2 separate regions of the Homo sapiens genome follow, and region 2 is linked to region 1. A link is an interaction called in ENCODE POLR2A ChIA-PET data of the cell type or tissue named here. Cell type or tissue: GM12878. All regions are shown on one strand.

Evidence for each region. ChIA-PET counts read pairs that join two places held together with the same protein. Peaks named below come from ENCODE experiments on the same cell type or tissue, not always from the same donor. Only the 100,000 strongest peaks of a DNase experiment are listed, where the experiment ranks them.
Region 2: POLR2A ChIA-PET joins it to region 1 with 5 read pairs; 2 of 35 experiments call an interaction of 5 or more read pairs at or near these places.

What each region holds. Positions count from the first base shown.
Region 1 is chr17:43,146,675-43,151,674 of GRCh38, reverse strand. All of the region lies in intron 7 of NBR2 (neighbor of BRCA1 lncRNA 2), which reads right to left. LOC101929767 (a long non-coding RNA gene) reads left to right here. Exons shown (of 2, transcript NR_110868.1): 2 at 2,892-3,309. It also overlaps a transcript of BRCA1 not described here. Among named protein-coding and RNA genes, the nearest start is that of NBR1, 22 kb to the left of the region's middle. RefSeq lists an enhancer at 4,484-5,000. In GM12878, no CTCF peak of the experiment used is centred here; no DNase peak of the experiment used is centred here.
Region 2 is chr17:41,993,578-41,998,577 of GRCh38, reverse strand. It overlaps DNAJC7 (DnaJ heat shock protein family (Hsp40) member C7), which reads left to right. Exons shown (of 14, transcript NM_003315.4): 3 at 1,339-1,463; 4 at 2,154-2,267; 5 at 3,634-3,708. Among named protein-coding and RNA genes, the nearest start is that of DNAJC7, 21 kb to the left of the region's middle. In GM12878, no CTCF peak of the experiment used is centred here; a DNase peak (open chromatin) is centred at 2,324; H3K27ac peaks cover 1,116 bases.

The sequences.
Region 1 (5,000 bases):
CAAGCAATCCTTCTACCTTGGCCTCCCAAAATGTTGGGATTACAGGCATGAGCCACTGCATCTAGCCTGAAACAAATCTTACATATAGGGAAAAAAAACTTTTAGCACAAAGATGTATTTATAATAGGAACATTTCTGGAACACACTGAAAATCCTCTTTTGGTTTTTTTGTTTTTGTTTTTGTTTTTTTTGAGACAGAGTCCCAGAGCTAGGAATATAGGCATGCGCCACCACATGTGGCTCATTTTTGTATTTTTAGTAGAGATGTGGTCTTGTTATGTTGGCCAGGCTGGTCTCAAACACCTAACCTCAAGTGATTCATCTGCCTTGGCCTCCCAAAAATGTGGGGATTACAGGTGTGAGCCACCACACTTCATATAATATCCTTTTGATGGAGTATTATGTAGCTGTTAAACTGTGACAATGTTTGACAGTCATAGATACAAAAAGCACTAAATAAAATTTGAATCTGATGTTATCTTGGCTATGTAAATAGATACCCAAAGTCCCTGGGCCTCTCCAGCCTGTGATTTTAAATGAGGTCACATTAGCCTTATACCCGAATTTCACTGTCCCATTGCCCCCACCAGCTCTTACAGACCTCTGCAAAGGCCCTGAGGGCCCTAGGGAATAAAGCATATGCCCCACCCACCCAACTATTCATAAACTGTCTGTGTTTGATGGGCACAGCCACCCTTTGCCAAGCCTTCACTCTTGCCATACCTCATAAAGGACACCTCCCTGTCAGGTTGACCAAACCACTTGGTTTGCCTGGAACCGAGAGGTTTCCTGGGATTTAGGACTTTTAGTACTAAAACTGAGAGACTCTTTGGCAAACTAGGAGAACTTGGTCACCCTGACTCACTGTGCAAAGCTGCACATTTTTTTTGCACTTCCAAGCTGCAAAATTTTTAGATCCCCAAATGGAGTTGTTTTTTTTTAGCTAGAGCTCAGCTTCATTCTTCCCAAAACAGGGACTTATGGACCTCCCAGAGGACTGGGTGAGGTGAATATTCATGTTTGAATTCAGGGGACTTTTATCCCTGGTACCAGGGAAGTAAAAAGAAACAACAGTCAAAAGGTTGCTTGAGAAACAGCTAATTAGAGGATGGGTCTAGAGAAGAGATGCTGGTTTGGGAAACATGAGCACATTGGGTGGCAAATATCATGAGACTGGACTGGATGGCCCAGGACACCTGTAAACAGGAGAGAAGCCTGAGAATAATGACATTTGAGCCAATCTGCAGAGGTAAGTGAGTCCATAAAAGAAACTGAGGCTGGGCCTAGTGGCTCACACCTGTAATCCCAGCACTTTGACAAGCATATCACTTGAGGCCAGGAGTTCGAGACCAGCCTGGCCAACATGATGAAACCCTGTCTCTACTAAAAATACAACATTTAGCCAGGTGTAGTAGTGACAGCCCGTAGTCCCAGCTACTCAGGAAGCTAAGGTGGGAGGATTGCTTGAGCCCAGGAGGTTCAGGCTGCAGTGACCCATGATCACGCCACTACACTCTAGCCAGGGCAACAGGGCAAGACCCGGTCTCAAATAAATAAATAAATACAAATTAAGTAAAAAGAAACTTGCCGGACATGGTGGCTCATGCCTATAATCCCAGCACTTTGGGAGGCTTGAGGTGGGTGGATCACCTGAGGTCAGGAGTTTGAGACCTGCCTGGCCAAGATGGTGAAACCCCGTCTCTATTAAAAACACAAAAATTAGCTAGGCACGGTGGTGGGTTCCTGTAATCCCAGCTACTCGGGTGGTTGAGGCAGGAGAATTGCTTGAACCCAGGAGGCGGAGGATGCAGTGAGCTGAGATCATGCCACTGCACTCCAGGCTGTGCGACAGAGCAAGACTCCGTCTCAAAAACAAAAAAAAGAAACTGAGGGTAGTGGCCAAAGAGAAAGGAAGAAAACTAGGATTTGAGGTTTGTAAGTTTTGGTGCAGTTTCTGAAATTTGTCCACAGTTTCCAATTTGGCTATGCCTTCACCCTAAAGCTAGTATTGATACTGATTGATCATGCTTCATATCATCAAGTAGACCACTCTCTTTCTTTCCAGCTTCTGAAATGTAGGTGATTCCATATGAGGTGCTCTTACTCTCTCTGCTTTCTCTTTTATTATAGTTTAGTCTGAGGCTGGGTGCGGTGGCTCATGCCTGTAATCCTAGCACTTTGGGAGGCCAAGGTGGGCGGATCACTTGATGTCAGGTGTTCGAGACCAGCCTGGCCAACATGGTGAAACCCCGTCTCTACTAAAAATACAAAAATTGGCTGGGCATGGTGGCTCACACCTGTAATCCCAGCACTTTGGGAGGCCAAGGTGGGCGGATCACAAGGTCCACCCGCTAACATGGTGAAACCCCATCTCTACTAAAAATACAAAGAAAAAAAAAAAAAAAAAAACTAGCCCGGTGTGGTGGCGGGCACCTGTAATCCCAGCTACTCGGGAGGCTGAGGCAGGAGAATGGCATGAACCTAGGAGGCAGAGCTTGCAGTGAGCCGAGATCGTGCCACTGCACTCCAGCCTGGGCGACAGGGCAAGACTCTGTCTCGGGGGGGAAAAAAAGTAAAAAAGTTAATTGGGTGGTGGCGGGGGGATGTGTGTTGGTTATATTCAAATACTGCACCATTATATGTAAGGGATTGAGCGTTCACAGATTCTGGTGTGTGGGGGCAGTATCCTAGAACCAGTCCCCCGCAAAATATCAAGGATGACTGAACTATGGAAGAAACAAAGCACTGTTAAACAGCATACAATTCCTGTCTTCAAAAAAGTTATCTCATTAGGTAGATGAGACTTATAATGAATTAAAAGGAATGAATACAGATTTGGAGATAGTGGTTGTTGTGATGGAAAATCTTAATTGCGTTTTCTTCCAAAACAGAGTCATTCTTATAGAAGAGCATCAGAGGAAGATAAAAAAGAATCCTCAATGTCAGGCCCCTGAGCCCAAGCTAAGCCATCATAACCCTGTGACCTGCACATATACATCCAGATGGCCTGAAGCAACTGAAGAACCATAAACGTGAAATAGCCAGTTCCTGCCTTAACTGATGACATTCCACCATTGTGATTTGTTCCTGCTCCACCCTAACTGATCAATTGATCTTGTGACATTCCTTCTCCTGGACAATGAGTCTCAGGAGCTCCTCACCAAGCACCTTGTTACCCCCACCCCTGCCCACAAGAGAAAACGCACGTTAACTGTAATTTTTCCACTACCTACCCAAATCCTATAAAACTGCCCCACCCCATCTCCTTTTGCTGACTCCAGGTGATTAAAAAACTATTGCTCACACAAAGCCTGTTTGGTGGTCTCTTCACATGGATGCGCATAACACTCAAGGTAAATATTAGTCTGGTGATTTTTTTTTTTTTTGAGATGGAGTTCCCTCTTGTTGCCAGGCTGGAGTACAATGGCGCGATCTCAGCTCACCGCAACCTCCGCCTCCTGGGTTCAAGCGATTCTCCTGCCTAAGCCTCCTGAGTATCTGGGATTACAGGCTTGCGCCACCACTAGTCTGGCAATTTTTACATTAGAATTTTAGAATTAGAAGAGAGCTTAGAACTCTGCCCTCATTTGTCAGTGAGGAAACTGCCCAAGACAGGAAAAATAGTTACTTACCCTAATGCTTATCCTGGCTCCAGTGAAATTAGCTCCCCAGCCAAAGCTGAAATGGATGGAACTAACAAGGACACATCTGCTGTCCCCAGCCCTTTCCAGAGGTGGGGAGGGATAGGAAGGGGAAAGTTTGTCGTGCCTGTTCCTGCTGATAGTGGGCATCAGGCTAGGCCAGGGGCCTTCTTGGAGGCTTTGGGGAAGGGGTAGGGAAGGCCACCAGGTGTTGGAGAGGGCACTCATCTCCTTCAAGGCTGATGGAAGGTAGGATATGTGAGTCCTTCCTCTAAAGTGGCAGGAAACACTACTTTCTCTTTTTTATTTATTTATTATTTATTTCATGGATCCTAGAACTGAGCAAACAGTACTTTCTCATCTTACTGGTTTTTGGGCCCCCACTCTATTCCTTTTATACAAACCTCACAGAATTCTAACTAGAAAGGCCAGGCGGGATGGCTTACACGTGTAATCCCAGCGCTTTGGGAGGCCGAGGCGGGTGGATCACTTGAGGTTGGGAGTTTGAGACCAGCCTGACCAACATGGTGAAACCCTGTCACTACTGCCGGGCACGGTGGCTCACGCCTGTAATCCCAGCACTTTGGGAGGCCGAGGCGGGCAGATCACGAGGTCAGGAGATCGAGACCATCCTGGCTAACACAGTGAAACCCCGTCTCTACTAAAAATACAAAAAATTAGCCGGGCGTGGTGGCGGGCACCTGTAGTCCCAGCTACTCAGGAGGCTGAGGCAGGAGAATGGTGTGAACCTGGAAGGCAGAGCTTGCCGTGAGCCGAGATCGTGCCACTGCACTCCAGCCTGGGCTACAGAGCGAGACTCTGTCTCAAAATAAAAAAGAAACCCCGTCGCTACTAAAAATACAAAATTAGCCGGGCGCGGTGGCGCAGCCTGTAATCTCAGCTACTTGGGAGGCTAAGGCAGAATTGCTTGAACCCAGGAGGCAGAGGTTGCGGTGAGCCGAGATCACGCCATTGCACTCTAGCCTGGGCAACAAGAGTGAAACTCCATCTTAAAAAAAAAAAAAGCCATGAGGCTGCAGGACAAGGAGTCTTCCAGTGAGGATGAGATCTTCAACAGTGATGCGGGGTAAACGACGGGGCCCTCATGGTTCCCATCTAAAATGAGGAGGGGGTGAGAAACTTAATTGCTCCTTTCAAGAGTCAAAACCTTGGCATTGTTATTCTTATCCCAGGGATGTTGAATCCCCAACAGAGAAGATCTCAACAGGAGAGTCGGCTGCTGAGAGGGGAAGAGAGTGAGGCCCTGCCCTAGGAGGAGAACACAGAGTGACCCTAGCCCACCTCAGGCCTCCTGTAAAATTACTTATTTTTCTTTTTTTTTCTTTCATAATTGAGATT
Region 2 (5,000 bases), 1.2 Mb after region 1:
ACTACACTTCAAAGCCGTACCTTGTTTTGTTTTAAAACTGATTGTATCCTTGCTGCTGTCCATTTGCACAAGCAGTCAGAAATTTGGATGCAGCCTATTTATTTATTGTTGAGACAGTGTCACTGTCACCCAGGCTGGAGTGTAGTGGCACAATCTTGGCTTATTGCAACCTTCACCTCCTAGTTTCAAGCGATTTTCATGCCTTAGCCACCTGAGTAGCTGGGATTGCAGGTGTGTGCCACCATGCTTGGCTAATTTATTTGTATTTTAGCAGAGACAGCGTTTTGCCATGTTGGCCAGGCTGGTCTCAAAACTCCTGGCCCCAAGTGATCTGCCCACCTCGGCCTCCCAAAGTGCTGAGATTATAGGTGTGAGCCACTGTGCTGGCTGTGGCATTCTAAAGAGAGTGTGTCAGGGCTGGGTGCAATAGCTCACTCCTGTAATCCCAACGCTTTTGGAGGCTGAGGCAGATGGATCACTTGAGGCCAGGAGTTCAAGACCAGCCTGGCCAACGCGGCAAAACCCCATCTCAACAAAAAATACAAAAATTAGCTGGATGTGGTGGCGTGTGCCTGTGGTCCCAGCCACTTAGGAGGCTGAGGTAGGAAGATGGTTTGAGCCCAGGAGGCGGAGGATGCAGTGAGCAGAGATCATACCACTGCAGTCCAGCGTGGGCAACAGAGCCAGACTGTGCCTCAAATAAATAAATAAAAATACAGAAATTAGCCAGGCGTGGTGGCACATGCCTGTAATCCTAGCTGCTTGGCTGCTTGGGAGGCTAAGGCACAAGAATCACTTGAACCCAGGAGGCAGAGGTTACAGTGAGCCGAGATAGCACCACAGCACTGTAGCCTGTGCAACAGAGTGAGACCCTGTCTCCATGAAGAAAAAAGAGTTTATGAGCGTTACAGATAGATTCCCTTAACATTGTTTGGAGGGAGATGCCCTCTAAGTTTTTGTTTATTTGTTTGTTTGTTTTTTGAGACAGGGTCTTCCTCTGTCGCCCAGGCTGGAGTGCAGTGATGTGCTCTTGGGTCACTGCAACCTCCACTTCCCAGATTCAAGCAATTCTTATGCTTCAGCCTCCTGAGTAGCTGGAATTACAGGGGCCCACCACCACGCCCAGCTATTTTTTTTTTTTTTTTGTATTTTAGTAGAGATGGGGTTGTGCCATGTTGACTAGGCTGGTCTTGAACTCCTGACCTCAAGTGGTCTCCCCTCTTGGCCTCCCAAAGTACTGGGATTATGGGCATGAGCCACTGCGCCCAGCCCCCTCTAAGTTTTCAAAGCAGGGACCTGTTCTAAACTTTGTTTTACGTTCTTCTGCCTTTCCTATAGATATGTGTCCTAAAAATGCTAGCTATTATGGTAATCGAGCAGCCACCTTGATGATGCTTGGAAGGTTCCGGGAAGCTCTTGGAGATGCACAACAGTCAGTGAGGTTGGATGACAGTTTTGTCCGGGTATGTATGTAATGGGGCTGTTTGGGGAAGGCTGGGTTGCTACAGTTGAGTTTCTCTAGCCCCGTATTTCTCAACCTTGACACTACTGACATTTGGGACCAGATTATTCTTTGTTGTGGGGGACTTTACTGTGCACTGTGGGTTGTTTAGCAGCATCTCTGACTTTTAATCACTGAGTATGAGTAGCACCCCCTCTGCCCAGTTGTAACAACCAAAAATGTCTCTTAACATTGCTAAATGTCCCCTGGAGGGCACATTGCCCAGGTTGAGAACTACTGCTGTAGTCATTTTCATTTTGTGTTAGTTTTGTTCGTTTGTTTGTTTTTGTTTTTGAGATGGAGTCTAGCTCTGTCGCCCAGGCTGGAGTGCAGTGGCGCGATCTCGGCTTCAGGCAATTCTCCTGCCTCAGCCTCCAGAGTAGCTGGGACCACAGGCATATGCCACCACACCCGGCTAATTTTTGTATTTTTAGTAAGAGACGGAGTTTTGTCATGTTGGCCAGGCTAGTCTCAAACTCCTGACCCCAAGTGAGTGATCTGCCCGCCTCAGCTTCCCAAAGTGCTGGGATTACAGGTGTGAGTCACCGCGCCTGGCCTCTGTGTTGGTTTTGTGTGGGTGTCTGTTGCTGCTGTTGATTTCTTTCCACTTGGCCAATCATGCTTCTTTTCTTCCCTCTTGGTGTTCTTTTAGGGACATCTACGAGAGGGCAAGTGCCACCTCTCTCTGGGGAATGCCATGGCAGCATGTCGCAGCTTCCAGAGAGCCCTAGAACTGGATCATAAAAATGCTCAGGCACAACAAGAGGTACGGGTCTGATCCTGTTTCTGTCAAAAGAGGCAGTATGGTATATTTGGGAGGAGTGGCTACTTGAAAGTCGGAACTGAGGTCTAGTCTCACTTCTGCCATCAGCACACCTGGGTGACTTTAGGCGAGTTTCATAGCCTCTCTAAGCCTCAGCTTCCTAATCTGTAAAATGAGTTTTGAATATGATTGACAGCTTTTAAAAATCTGTGAAAATTGAAGTGTTTCTGAGATAGCTGGGGAATAGGCAAATGCTTCCAGGGACTGATTTGAGTGAGGTTAAAGAATTTAAGAGTTTGGGACTTAGTGAGACCCTGTCTCCACAAAAAAATTTTTTACATTAGCCAGGCCTGGTGCCATGCACCTACCTGTGCTCCCAGCCACTCAGGAGGCTCAGGTGGGAGGATTGCTTGTGCTCAGGAGGTTGAGGCTGAGCCGTGATCGCACCACTGCACTATAGCCCGGGCAACAGAGCAAGAACCTGTCTCAAAAAAATAAAAAAGAATTTGAGTAAATTCAAGCCTTGATTAAATTGGTAGCAGCTAAAACATGTTTTAGTTCCATCTCCATATATAGTATGTGTCGCTTAATGACAGGCATACATTTTGTTAGGTGATTTTGTCATTGTGCAGAATCATAAAGTATACTTACACAAACCTGGGTGGCATAGCCTGCTACACACCTAGGCTATATGGCAGTGGCTTCTGGACTAAAACCTGTATAGCGTGTTACTGTCCTGAATATTGTAGGCAGCTATAACACAGTGGTATTTGTGTATCTAAACAGAAAAGGTACAGTAAAAATACGGTATTACAATTTTACAGGAGCACTGCCATATATACAGTTCATTGTTGACCAGAGTGTATGACTGTATATACAGTTTACCCTAGATGCATTTCAGTGAGAATCTCAAAACATATGCTCAATCCCTGGCAATGCATTGCCTTTATTTCATGTATATCAAGCATAACACTTGTGTTCCTGACTTGAAGTTCAAACTGAGGGTGAAGATTGGGTCTAGCCCTTCTGTTAAGAAGTCTTGACTGTATCTTCATCAATTTGATTTGTGAAATGTCTGTGGTTCTGATTTTCTTGAAAGAAAATCTCCTAGGGACTTCTATGAGAGGTCGAGTACCACCTCTCTCTAGGGAATGCCATGGCAGCCTGTCGCAGTTGCCAGAGAGCCCTAGAACTGGATCATAAAAATGGCCATTCACAACAGGAGGTATGCATTCGACCCTATCTCTATCAAAAGAGGCAGTGTGGTATATTTACTGAATTCAAATTCATCAAGGCCTTGTTAATTTTTTTGTGGTTGTTTAATCTACAGCTTCATTAAAACTTTCCTATGTCTGATTTTCCGGTGCAGTTCAAGAATGCTAATGCAGTCATGGAATATGAGAAAATAGCAGAAACAGATTTTGAGAAGCGAGATTTTCGGAAGGTACAGTACAACCATGAGATAATCTCATCTGCTCTTTGTCGCAAAATTCCCATTCGTGTGTGTGTGTGATAATTAAGAGGAGTAGTATGGCACAAAAGCTCTAGAATAGTAAATTATCACTTAAATTAGGCTTCTGACTTTTCCTCTTAAAAATGTTTTGTGCTAAGGTACTTATTTTCTTAATTATATTTGGCCCTATGATAAAAGGTAAAATGAGTGTGCCACTTGAGTTTGTTTCTATTGTTGATGTAAAGCACTGGTCTAATAGTGTACTTCTTAATAAAGGGAAAGCCCGCTGGAATTAAATATTAGGTTTGGATAATCTTTTTTTTTTTTTTTTTTTTTTTTTTGAGGCCTAGTCTCACTCTGTCACCCAGGCTGGAGCACAGTGGCTAACTGCAACCTCCGCCTCCCGGGTTCAAACGATTATCCTGCCTCAGCCACCCTGGGATTACAGGCGCATGCCATCACACCTGGCTAAGTTTTGTAGTTTTGTTTTTTGTTTTTGTTTTTTGTTGTTGTTGTTTGTTTTTTGAGATGGAGTTTCACTCTGTCACCCAGGCTGGAGTACAGTGGCATAATCTCGGCTCACTGCAACCTCTGCCTCCCGGGTTCAAGCGATTCTCCTGCCTCAACCTCCTGAGTAGCTGGGATTATAGGCATGCGCCACCACGCCCAGCTAATTTTTGTATTTTTAGTAGAGATGGGGTTTCACCATGTTGGTCAGGCTGGTCTCAAACTCCTGACCTCCTGATCTGCCCGCCTCAGCCTCCCAAAGTGCTGGGATTACAGGCGTGAGCCACCGCGCCAGGCCTTTTTTTTTTTTGAGAGAGAGTTTGGCTCTTGTTGCCCAGGCTGGAGTGCAGTGGCGTGATCTCGGCTCACTGCAACCTCCGCCTCCCAGGTTCAAACAATTGTCCTGCCTCAGCCTCCCGAGTAGCTGGGATTACAGGCATGTGCTGCCACGCATGGCTAATTTTGTTTTTTTTTTTTTTAGTAGAGACGGGGTTTCTGCATGTTGGTCAGGCTGGTCTCGTACTCCCGACCTCAGGTGATCTGCCCGCCTTGGCCTCCCAAAGTGCTGGGATTACAGGCGTGAGCCACCTCCCCGGCCAAAAGTTCTAGATATCTTTCTAGACCTCGCAGTTATTATGCTTTATCTGTGTAACTCCTTTCTTCTTTAGATGGTGCTTGGAAATAGTTTTCACTTGAGTTTCAAAAGGGGAGGTAGATAACCCCCAAAAAGGTTAAAAACCACTGATCAGGAGAGATTTTCTGGATCACTTAAGTTT